Linked DNA regions of Homo sapiens: region 2 is linked to region 1. The links are chromatin contacts, found by Hi-C or POLR2A ChIA-PET in ENCODE. All regions are on one chromosome and are shown on one strand. The core of a region is the stretch at or near the end of the contact, and the rest is flanking DNA. Distances in the headings are between cores, read along the strand shown.

The links. A loop is a pair of places that touch in the nucleus more often than their neighbours do. ChIA-PET counts read pairs that join two places held with the same protein, here RNA polymerase II (POLR2A). Pooled maps may share reads with other maps.
Region 2: a loop to region 1 is called in a map of breast epithelium, with 23 times the contacts of the local background. The contact joins two enhancer-like sites. A Hi-C loop is called at or near these places in 4 of 168 maps with a recorded cell type or tissue (ascending aorta, breast epithelium, psoas muscle and 1 more), 1 of 37 single-sample maps with no recorded cell type and 6 of 50 pooled maps. POLR2A ChIA-PET finds 5 or more read pairs at or near these places in 3 of 52 experiments (A673, MCF 10A and naive thymus-derived CD4-positive, alpha-beta T cell).

The regions. Positions count from the first base shown.
Region 1 is chr7:159,062,849-159,067,333 of GRCh38, forward strand. All of the region lies in intron 4 of VIPR2 (vasoactive intestinal peptide receptor 2), which reads right to left. Among named protein-coding and RNA genes, the nearest start is that of LINC00689, 57 kb to the left of the region's middle. Within about 2 kb of position 2,448, at least 4 of the 41 ENCODE cell types and tissues checked have a DNase peak (open chromatin) inside an H3K27ac peak, as active enhancers do.
Region 2 is chr7:159,101,956-159,106,440 of GRCh38, forward strand. VIPR2 (vasoactive intestinal peptide receptor 2) reads right to left here. Exons shown (of 13, transcript NM_003382.5): 4 at 1,802-1,899. Among named protein-coding and RNA genes, the nearest start is that of VIPR2, 41 kb to the right of the region's middle. Within about 2 kb of position 2,421, at least 6 of the 41 ENCODE cell types and tissues checked have a DNase peak (open chromatin) inside an H3K27ac peak, as active enhancers do.

The DNA.
Region 1 (4,485 bases), core at 1,198-3,697:
ACTGAGAGCTGATTGGTCCGTTTTGACAGGGTACTGATTGGTGCGTTTACAATCCCTGAGCCAGACACAAAAGTTCTCCAAGTCAACACTAGATTAGCTAGACACAGAACACTGATTGGTGCATTTACAAATCTTGAGCTAGACACAGGGTGTTGACTGGTGTATTTACAATCTCTTAGCTAGACATAAAGGTTCCCCACGTCCCCACTGGACTCAGGAGCCCAGCTGGCTTCACCTAGTGTATCCTGCACCGGGCCGCAGGCGGAGCTGCCCCCAGTTTTGCGCTGCGTGCCCGCAGCCCTTGGGTGGTCCATGGGACCAGGTGCCGCGGAGCAGGGGGCGGCACTTGTAAGGGAGGCTAGACGGTGCAGGAGTCCACGGCGGGGTGGGGGGAGACTCGGGCATGGTGGGCTGCAGGTCCCGAGCCCTGCCCTGCGGGGAGGCAGCTGAGGCCCCGCGAGAATTCGAGCACACTGCCAGCAGGCCGGCACTGCTGGGGGAACCCGGTGCACCCTCCACAGCTGCTGGCCCGGGTGCTAAGCCCCTCACTGCCCGGGGCCGGCAGCGCCGGCCGGCCGCTCCAAGTGCGGGGCCTACCGAGCCCACGAACTTGCGCTGGCCCGCAAGGGCCGCGCACAGCCCCGGTTCCCGCCCGCGCCTCTCCCTCCACACCTCCCTGCAAGCTGAGGGAGCCGGCTCTGGCTTTGGCCATCCCAGAAACGGGCTCCCACAGTGCAGCGGCGGGCTGAAGCGCTCCTCAAGCGCGGCCAGAGTGGGCACCGAGGCAGAGGAGGCGCCAAGAGCGAGCGAGGGCTGCCAGCATGCTGTCACCTCTCAGTGGGGTCCAGGGGTCTTGGGGGGATCTGGGGTTCCTGGCGGGTCGGAGGGCCTGGCGGGATCTGGGGGACCTGGCGGGGTCTGGGAGTCCAGGTGGGGTCTGGGGGTCCTGGTGGGGTCCGGGGGTCCTGGTGGGGTCCGGGGGTCCTGGTGGGGTCTGGGGGGCCTGGTGGGTTCCGGGGGTCCTGGTGGGGTCTGGGGGTCCTGGGGGGATCTGGGGTTCCTGGAGGGATGTGGGGTCCTGGTTGGATCTGGGGGGCCTGGCGGGGTCCGGGGGTCGTGGAGCACCCGGTGCTCACACCGGGCTGGGGTTCAAGAGGAAGGTCTAGGCCAGAGGCGTCCCCTGAGACTTCCTCAGGCTCAGGCAGCACTGAGGCCTGGGGCGTTCACCAAGAAATTCAATGACAAAAACGCCTCTCATGTGATTCTGGATGGGGAAGCCGCGCCCGGCGTGGGTGGGCGCGGAGGGAGCAGAAAGGAGGCGATGCGGCTGCTGGGGTGGGAGAGGGGCGGCCCCACGCGCCGGGCCAGGAGGGCTCCTTCTTCCCGCATTTCACGGGAGCCCCGGTCCCCTGCCCCGGAGCCACTGGGGCCTGGCTGAGGCGACCCTGCACCTGGGCCCCGTGGGCTCGAGCGGGTCCACAGAGGACCCCCGGCTGCCCCTCTGTGCAGAACCCTCCGGGACGGGACCGTGGCGGGGAGAGATGCAGGAAGGGATGGAGACGGAGTGGAATTGGCGGCTCCTGAGGCAGCAGTGTCCGGGTTCGTTGTGAGTGAGGATGATGGCGGGGTGAAAATGGACGAGACCAGAACTGTGGTCTCAAGTCGGGGCGGCCAGCTGGGTGCTGGGCTGAAGGTGGCAGCAGCCACCCGCTGTCGGGTGGGGCTTCGAGGTTGTCAGCAGCAGGAGTACAGGGCCTGGGTTTGGGTCCTGGGTGCAGTGGCACAGAGGCCGGCCAGGCTGCTCTCTCGAGGCCGAGCAGTCGGTGCTGACTGAGTCCTGCCAGGTCAGCGTCCAGTCCTGAGGCGCATCCAGGGCCGTCTGCTGGCCCGGCCTTCGCCCCAGCTCTGGCACCACATGACCCGGGGCCGCCTGTGCACAGCTGTGTGCTGGGGCACCGACCCTCCCTCCTTCAGTCCCTGCAGAGGCCTCGCCTAGAGGCCCGGGGTTCCATGCCTGGCAAGACAGGCTTTGATGAAGTGTGGAGGAAGCTCCTGTCTCAGCTTTGCAGGGGCCTGATGTTCCCCACGTAGACTCTGCATCGCCACCTCTACCGAGAACCTGCCCACCTTCCAGAAGCAGGCGGTGGGAACTCCGTGGGACTTGGAGCCATGGCGGGCCCACTGCACCGCTCTCTGAAAGCTGGGAGGGCGGAAATCACAACACGGTGTTGGAACCCCACACGATTCCTCCTGGACTAAGGCTTTCTTGGCTCTCCTAAAGGCTTGATCCCTGGGGAGTGGAAGATCTGAGAGCTGAGAGAGAAGTGTCTGGATGTGTCTGTGTTTCTGAGTTGTTCTAGGATCTCAACCCCTGGATTTAGAAAGCCTTGGACAGCGTCATGCTGCTGTTCCCTCTGCCCGCCCATCTCCCTCCCTCCCCTCCCCTGCAGTGGCTGCTACAGGAGGAGCCCGCAGGAGACGGGGGCAGGAGGGCGGCCACCCCAGGCTCTGGCCCTCCGTGGCTGCTCAAATACGTCAAGCCCTGGTGTCTCGGGTCCCTTCCCTGCCCCTCTGGCCAGGGTTCCGGCTTCCCGTGGCTGGAGAGTGGAGGCTGCACAGTTCTCACAGGGCTCCGTGACTGCCCAGACCTCTGTAAGGATTCTCTGCGTTTAAGCTCTTTTCAGTTTTATCCTTGGCGTGTGCCAGCAGTGTCCTGTTTGAACCCTGAATCGACACACTGTTCCTTGCATGTACAATAACATTTTTTATGAACTCAAATCCCCATAAAAAGACCATCAGATTGACCAGGAAAATTTTTCAACACTAAGGTTTTAGAACTTGAGATCGCACAGGAAACGAGAAGACATCAGGGACACAGTTATTGAAAGTGCTTTGCTCCTCCGGTCTCAGAAACCCTCCGCCCAGAAAGTACCCTGGTTTTCTGTGGCCCGTGGCCCACGTGTAGTTACGTTCTCGACCACAGTGTCCACTACAGAGTGCTCAGGGCTGACCCACACATTGCGTTTAGGGAATGAAAGAAGCCACACAGAGCACAGAGCTGTGAGGTTTGACCTCCCCTGAGACAGAAAACGCAGGTGAAGCAAATTCATTTAACCCAACATGTGTTAGAGATTAAAAGAGGGCTGCTGGGGTAGGTTTTCCTTTAGGGGCCTGCTCCCGCACTGTCCATGGGATTCCACGATGCCTGCTCCGCAGCGTCCGCGGGATTCCAGGATGCCTGTTCCTGCAGCGTCCGTGGGATTCCAGGATGCCTGATCCCACGTTGTCCATGGGATTCCAGGATGCCTGCTCCCACACTGTCCGTGGGATTCCAGGATGCCTGCTCCCGCACCGTCCATGGGATTGCAGGATGCCTGCTTCCACACCGTCGGTGGGATTCCAGGATGCCTGTTCCTTCACTGTCCGTGGGATTCCAGGATGCCTGCTCCCGCGGCGTCCGTGGATTCCAGGATGCCTGCTTCCACAACGTCTGTGGGATTCCAGGATGCCTGTTCCCACACCATCCGTGGGATTCTAGGATGCCTGCTCCTGCAGCGTCCAAGGGATTCCAGGATGCCTGATCCTGCAGCGTCCATGGGATTCCAGGATGCCTGTTCCCGCACCATCTGTGGGATTCCAGGATGCCTGCTCCTGCAGCATTCTGTGGGATTCAGGGCACCATCCCGTGGATTCCAGGATAATTGCTCCTGAACCCTTCCATGGCATTCTGGGAGGCCACTTGGCCTAGTTGGACAGCCTCTGCTCTGGGATGGCTTGGTGGACCAAGCAGATTTGTCTGAATTGCTTCCACTCCCTGCATCTTTGTGGTGCAAGAACTAGAGCTCAGTGATGATATTTCAAGGCAAGTTTCCCTATGCTCATTACTACTTACAAAGCCTCAGTGGTGGGCTAACACATTTTAGAAAGACAATACTGATAAATACTTAGCAAGAAAACTAAATTTGTTAGTATAACTCCTCAAATAGTTCAGGTAATCAAGGTTGACATCAATTTTGATCTGGGAAACTAATGTATTAATACAGTTTTAGAAGGGGGATTTTTTTGCCTTGTTAAACCTCAGTAGGAAAACCAAGATCCACACTGAGTGGAACTCTCCTGTGAGTGGGCACTGGCGCTCTCCAGCACGTGCCTGCCATGTGCGGATACTGAGATCGAAGTTAATTAAACTTACGTAAAATTGACACGCCAGTGACTCAGTTGCACCAGCCATATTTTGGTGCTCACGGTCACATGTGGCCAGTGGCTGCCACACTCGACAAAGCTCAGATAAAGAACGTTCCCATCAGCGTAGACAGTTCTGTTGGCACAGAGACCATACGACCACCATTCACCCACACGAGCACCTTCCCTCTGTTAATCAACATTTGCATGTGTGTATTTTCCAGTCTCACATAAAGGGCAGCCAAACGGATGCTCTGACCCATTTGAAAGTCATCACCTCTGCTGTGCAGCTATAGGATTTAT
Region 2 (4,485 bases), core at 1,171-3,670, 39 kb after region 1:
TCCGACGAGGTGGTTCCGACTGTTCCTGTGGTAGTGAATGAGTCTCACGAGATCCGACGAGGCAGTTCCGACTGTTCCTGTGATAGTGAACGGGTCTCACGAGATCCGACGAGGCCATTCCCCCGACCGTTCCTGTGGTAGTGAACTGGTCTCACGAGATCCGACAAGGCCGTTCCCCCGACTGTTCCTGTGGTAGTGAACGGGTCTCACGAGATCCGACGAGGCGGTTCCAACTGTTCCTGTGATAGTGAACGGGTCTCAGAAGATCCGATGAGGCGGTTCCGACTGTTCCTGTGATAGTGAATGGGTCTCACGAGATCTGATGGTTTGATAAGGGGTTTCCCTTTTCGCTTGACTCTGATTCTCTCTTTCACCTGCTGCCATGTAGGATGTGCCTTGCACCTTCTGCCATGATTTTGAGGCCTCCTCAGCCACACGGAACTGTGAGTCCATCAAAGCTCTGTTTCTTATAAATTACCCAATCTCAGATACGTCTTTATCAGCAGTGTGATAATGACCCATATACCATGGGTCAGGAGTTTTACCTTCCAATCGTTGGGATATTGGTTACTGTATAAGATACTTCCTTTCCTAGGGTTTAATAATTTGGCGGAGAAAGAACTGGCTTAGAGTTGTGAATCTTAGAGAAGTGAGCAAAGGAGGCCTCTGTAAGAAAGTTGGGCTCATTCTCCCAAGAGGCAGCCAGGCAGCATTGCCACCATCCCCTGGGGGCCCAGAGGGCAGAAGCCACACCTCCAGGAGGGGCAGGCGGAGCAGGGTCAGGGCAGGAGGTGATCGGCCCACAAGCTGATGGTTTTGCCCGGAATGCTGTGGGCTTGTAGGAGAACATTTGCATGTGGGGAGCGCGATACTTCCCAGGGCTCCTTAGAGCAGCCTCCAATGTATCCCCTGCCTCCTGCCTTGCCCTGTGCAGGGAGCACACTCTGCACACACCTCTGGCTGCAGGTTGCTATGGTGCCCGCCACCCACACGGTGCTGCCAGGGCTGCCGGCAAGGATGGAGGTCTGTCTGGTGATAAACCACAGGCAGACGTAGCACAGAGTGAGCCCTCAGGAGAAGCAGCTGTCTGAGGCAGAGCTGGGGAAGTTTGCACGGATGGACCAGAGCAGAGCTTAAGGCCACACATCCCACACTCGGGAGAAACATCCTCATTACTGAAAGATCACAGCCCTGCAGAAGGGTTCACAGTGGACATAACACCCAAGAGCTCCAGATCACTGCAGCAAGTTTGTGCAGCCCGGATTGGGGGGTCCCCAACTCATCCTGGGACCCCTGCTCCCAGACACCTCTTGGCGGAGGACAAGCTGGGTCTCTTAGTTGAAAAGACACCCTAATTGTGATCACATCTCCTGCTGCAGGCTCAGGGCTCAGGAAACCATGGCGCTGACTTCTCAATGCCCCAGAATGTGGCAAAATCTTAAATGGGACAAGAAATCCAAATGCAGAAAGGGCATGCTCTCCAGGACTCATCTGAAAAGTAACTTTCGGGCAGGCGGGGCCACTCTCAGGTTCTCCTCACCATCTCCCAGACACATACACAGCAGGTCAAGAAAACCGGCCTTTCCCTGCCTGCAAAATGACGGAACAATCAAACAATCCCAAGTGCCAGCAGCAGAACGGAAACAGGGACTTCGCTTAACTTGGAAAGCAGAAAGTAGCATTGGTACTCAGAGGATTATTTAGGGGAAAAATCTACATAATTCTTGCAGGGCAGGAGGGGGCTTCTGGTGCAGTGTTAGGAAGTGGAACCTCACCACCGTAGCACCACGCAGGAGCCTACCTTGCTCTCATCCTCCGGGTCGCTGTAGCCACAGGCATCGACGAAATCTGGGAACGTCTCTGACCATCCGTCACTCGTACAGTTTTTGCTTATGTTTCCTGGAAAGTGAAGTTCAGATATTTTATCTGCAAGTCCATGAAAACTGGCCTTAGAAGGGACCTTAGTCCGTGCTGAGCCCGTGCTCTATTAAAATGCTTCCCACACCCAGGGGTCAGCTAGGAGACAGGACTGCCACTCAAAAAACCTTCCTTGCCCTCCTAGTCCATGTGACCTGGACAGCAGGTCACCTCTCGGGGCCGGTGGGTCCTGAGATGTGAGTGAACGCACTGTGTCATAAGTCATAATTACCGCAACTGTAAGTGTAGTTCTTTTGGGGCAGAATGAAAATTCTTAACAGACTCTTAGGTTCTGCCACCATAAGTGATATTTATAGCCAAGCCCTGGCCATCCTGGAGCCAGGAGCCCAGCCTGCCCCAGTTCCTGACAGCACCCTCCCTCCTCCCGGCCAGGCCCTCACCACCGACAGTGACCGGGTACCCCGCCTGCTCCAGTTCTGGGCAGCACCCTCCCTCCTCCCGGCCAGCACCCTCGCCACTGACGGTGACCAGATGCCCCACTGCTCCAGTTCCCAACAGCACGACAGTGACCAGGTGTCCCGCCTGCTCCAGTTCCCGACAGCACCCTCCCTCCTCCTGGCCAGCACCCTTGCCACTGATGGTGACCAGGTGCCCAGTCCAGTTCCTGACAGCACCCTACCTCCTCCTGGCAGCACCCTCCCTCCTCCCAGCAATGCCCTCCCTCCTCCCAGCCAGGCCCTCACCACCGATGGTGACCGGGTACCCCACCTGCTCCAGTTCCTGGCAGCACTCTCCCTCCTCCCGACAGCACCCTCCCTCCTCCCAGCAACACCCTCCCTCCTCCTGACAGCACCCTCCCTCCTTCCAGCCAGGCCCTCACCACCGACGGTGACTGGGTGCCCCACCCAGTTCCTGACAGCACCCTCTCTCCTCCCAGCCAGCACCCTTGCCACCGATGGTGACCGGGTGCCCGGCCTGCCCCAGTTCCTGACAGTATCCTCCCTCCTCCTGGCCAGGCCCTCACCACCAACGGTGACCTGGTGCCTGGCCTGCCCCAGTTCCTGACAGCACCTTCCCTCCTCCTGGCCAGGCCCTCATCACCAACCGTGACCCAGTAGGGCAGGCTCCATTTGGCCACTGGTGTTGGAAGAAAGGATGGCGGAATTACAGTTTAATTGTAGGAAACCAAGGCAGTTGTTCCCTTACAATCTCATCTTTTGCGCCTACGGAACTAAAATCATATGTAAGCTCAGAAATTCAATGTTCCTTGTATTTGTGTGTGTCCTTAGCAGATGGCCACACAGAACAGTAAGTGATAAAGCTCTCGAAGGTGTCCGAGCCGTAAGAATAAAACCAGGCACTGAACGCCGTGCCAGCCTTGCCCCGAGCATGGCTGCATGGTGTTAGGGTCACCCCCACAGCAGAGCCCAGGAGGCCGGACCCCTCCATGCACTCCTGGCACAGCCAGAGCGGAGCCCCTGTCTCCCTGCCTGGGTGACTGGAAGGGTCTGGGGCTTTGGATTTAGCAAATATTTTCACTCCCGTGACTTTTTAATTTCAAGACAACCCTGCAAGACAGACTTGGTGGGCGCTGCTGTTCCCATTTTACAGAAGGGGAAAACAAGGCTTTGAAGACTCAGTAGTTTGAGTGGGGTGCGTGCATGATTCTTGTCCTGCAGTGATGAGAGGCAGAGAGAGGGCCGGGCCAGGCTCTGGCTGTACTGGGGAGGAGTGGGGTGGGAGACTGGTCTCAGCAAGGCCTCAGGGCTGGCCCTGCCCACTGGCACCCCGACACCATCACCAATCAGGGGCTCTGACTACAAGGCCCACACCTCACACAGGGAGCCCCAGCAGGGTCTGGGGGCCTCTTAGCTGCAGAGACCCCATACACGGTAGAGGCAAAACAGAGCCCTAAAGCAGGCAAGCCTCCTAGAGACCTGGTCCCACGGCCCCATTGTGCAGACAAGGAGACAGGTCCACAAAGATAAATAATGTGCCCATCACAGACTCAGGAACAGCACTCATAATAGTTATTATAATAATACTAGTCATGTGGTAGTGGCCACTACGACTCACTGAGCCCTCAGGAATGCCGGGCTCTGTGCTTGCATCAACCCAGTTAATCCTGACACCACAGGAGGCAGCTCTCCAATTAATCTCAGAGATGAGACGGCCAAGGCTGAGGAAGTCGTGTCACTTGCCCAAAGTCACACTGGTGAGCGATGGGCCAAGCGCCACACCTGACAGCCTGGCTCTCACCTGAGCAGGGCACCTGCAGGCCCCTATCCTGAGCCTGGAAGCCAGGACCTCGGTGGGAGCTGAGCCTGTCACTCATCCTCTGCGAGGTGCAGCCTTTTCTCCTTCCTACGGGAGATCAGTGTTTACCAATCCAAAGAAGATGCTGAAATAAAACTCCACAAACTAAGTCAGAAAGTCATTCTATGAAGTGCAGATTCCCTCACAGGTTCTTTATCCTTTCTGACTTCTCACTCCTGAGACACATGGGGCAGATGTGGAAGGACAGGAAATGACTGAGGTGGCAACCTGCAGAGAGATCAGGGAGGTACAGAGAGACCAGGGAGGGGCAGAGAGAGGCCAGGGAGGGGC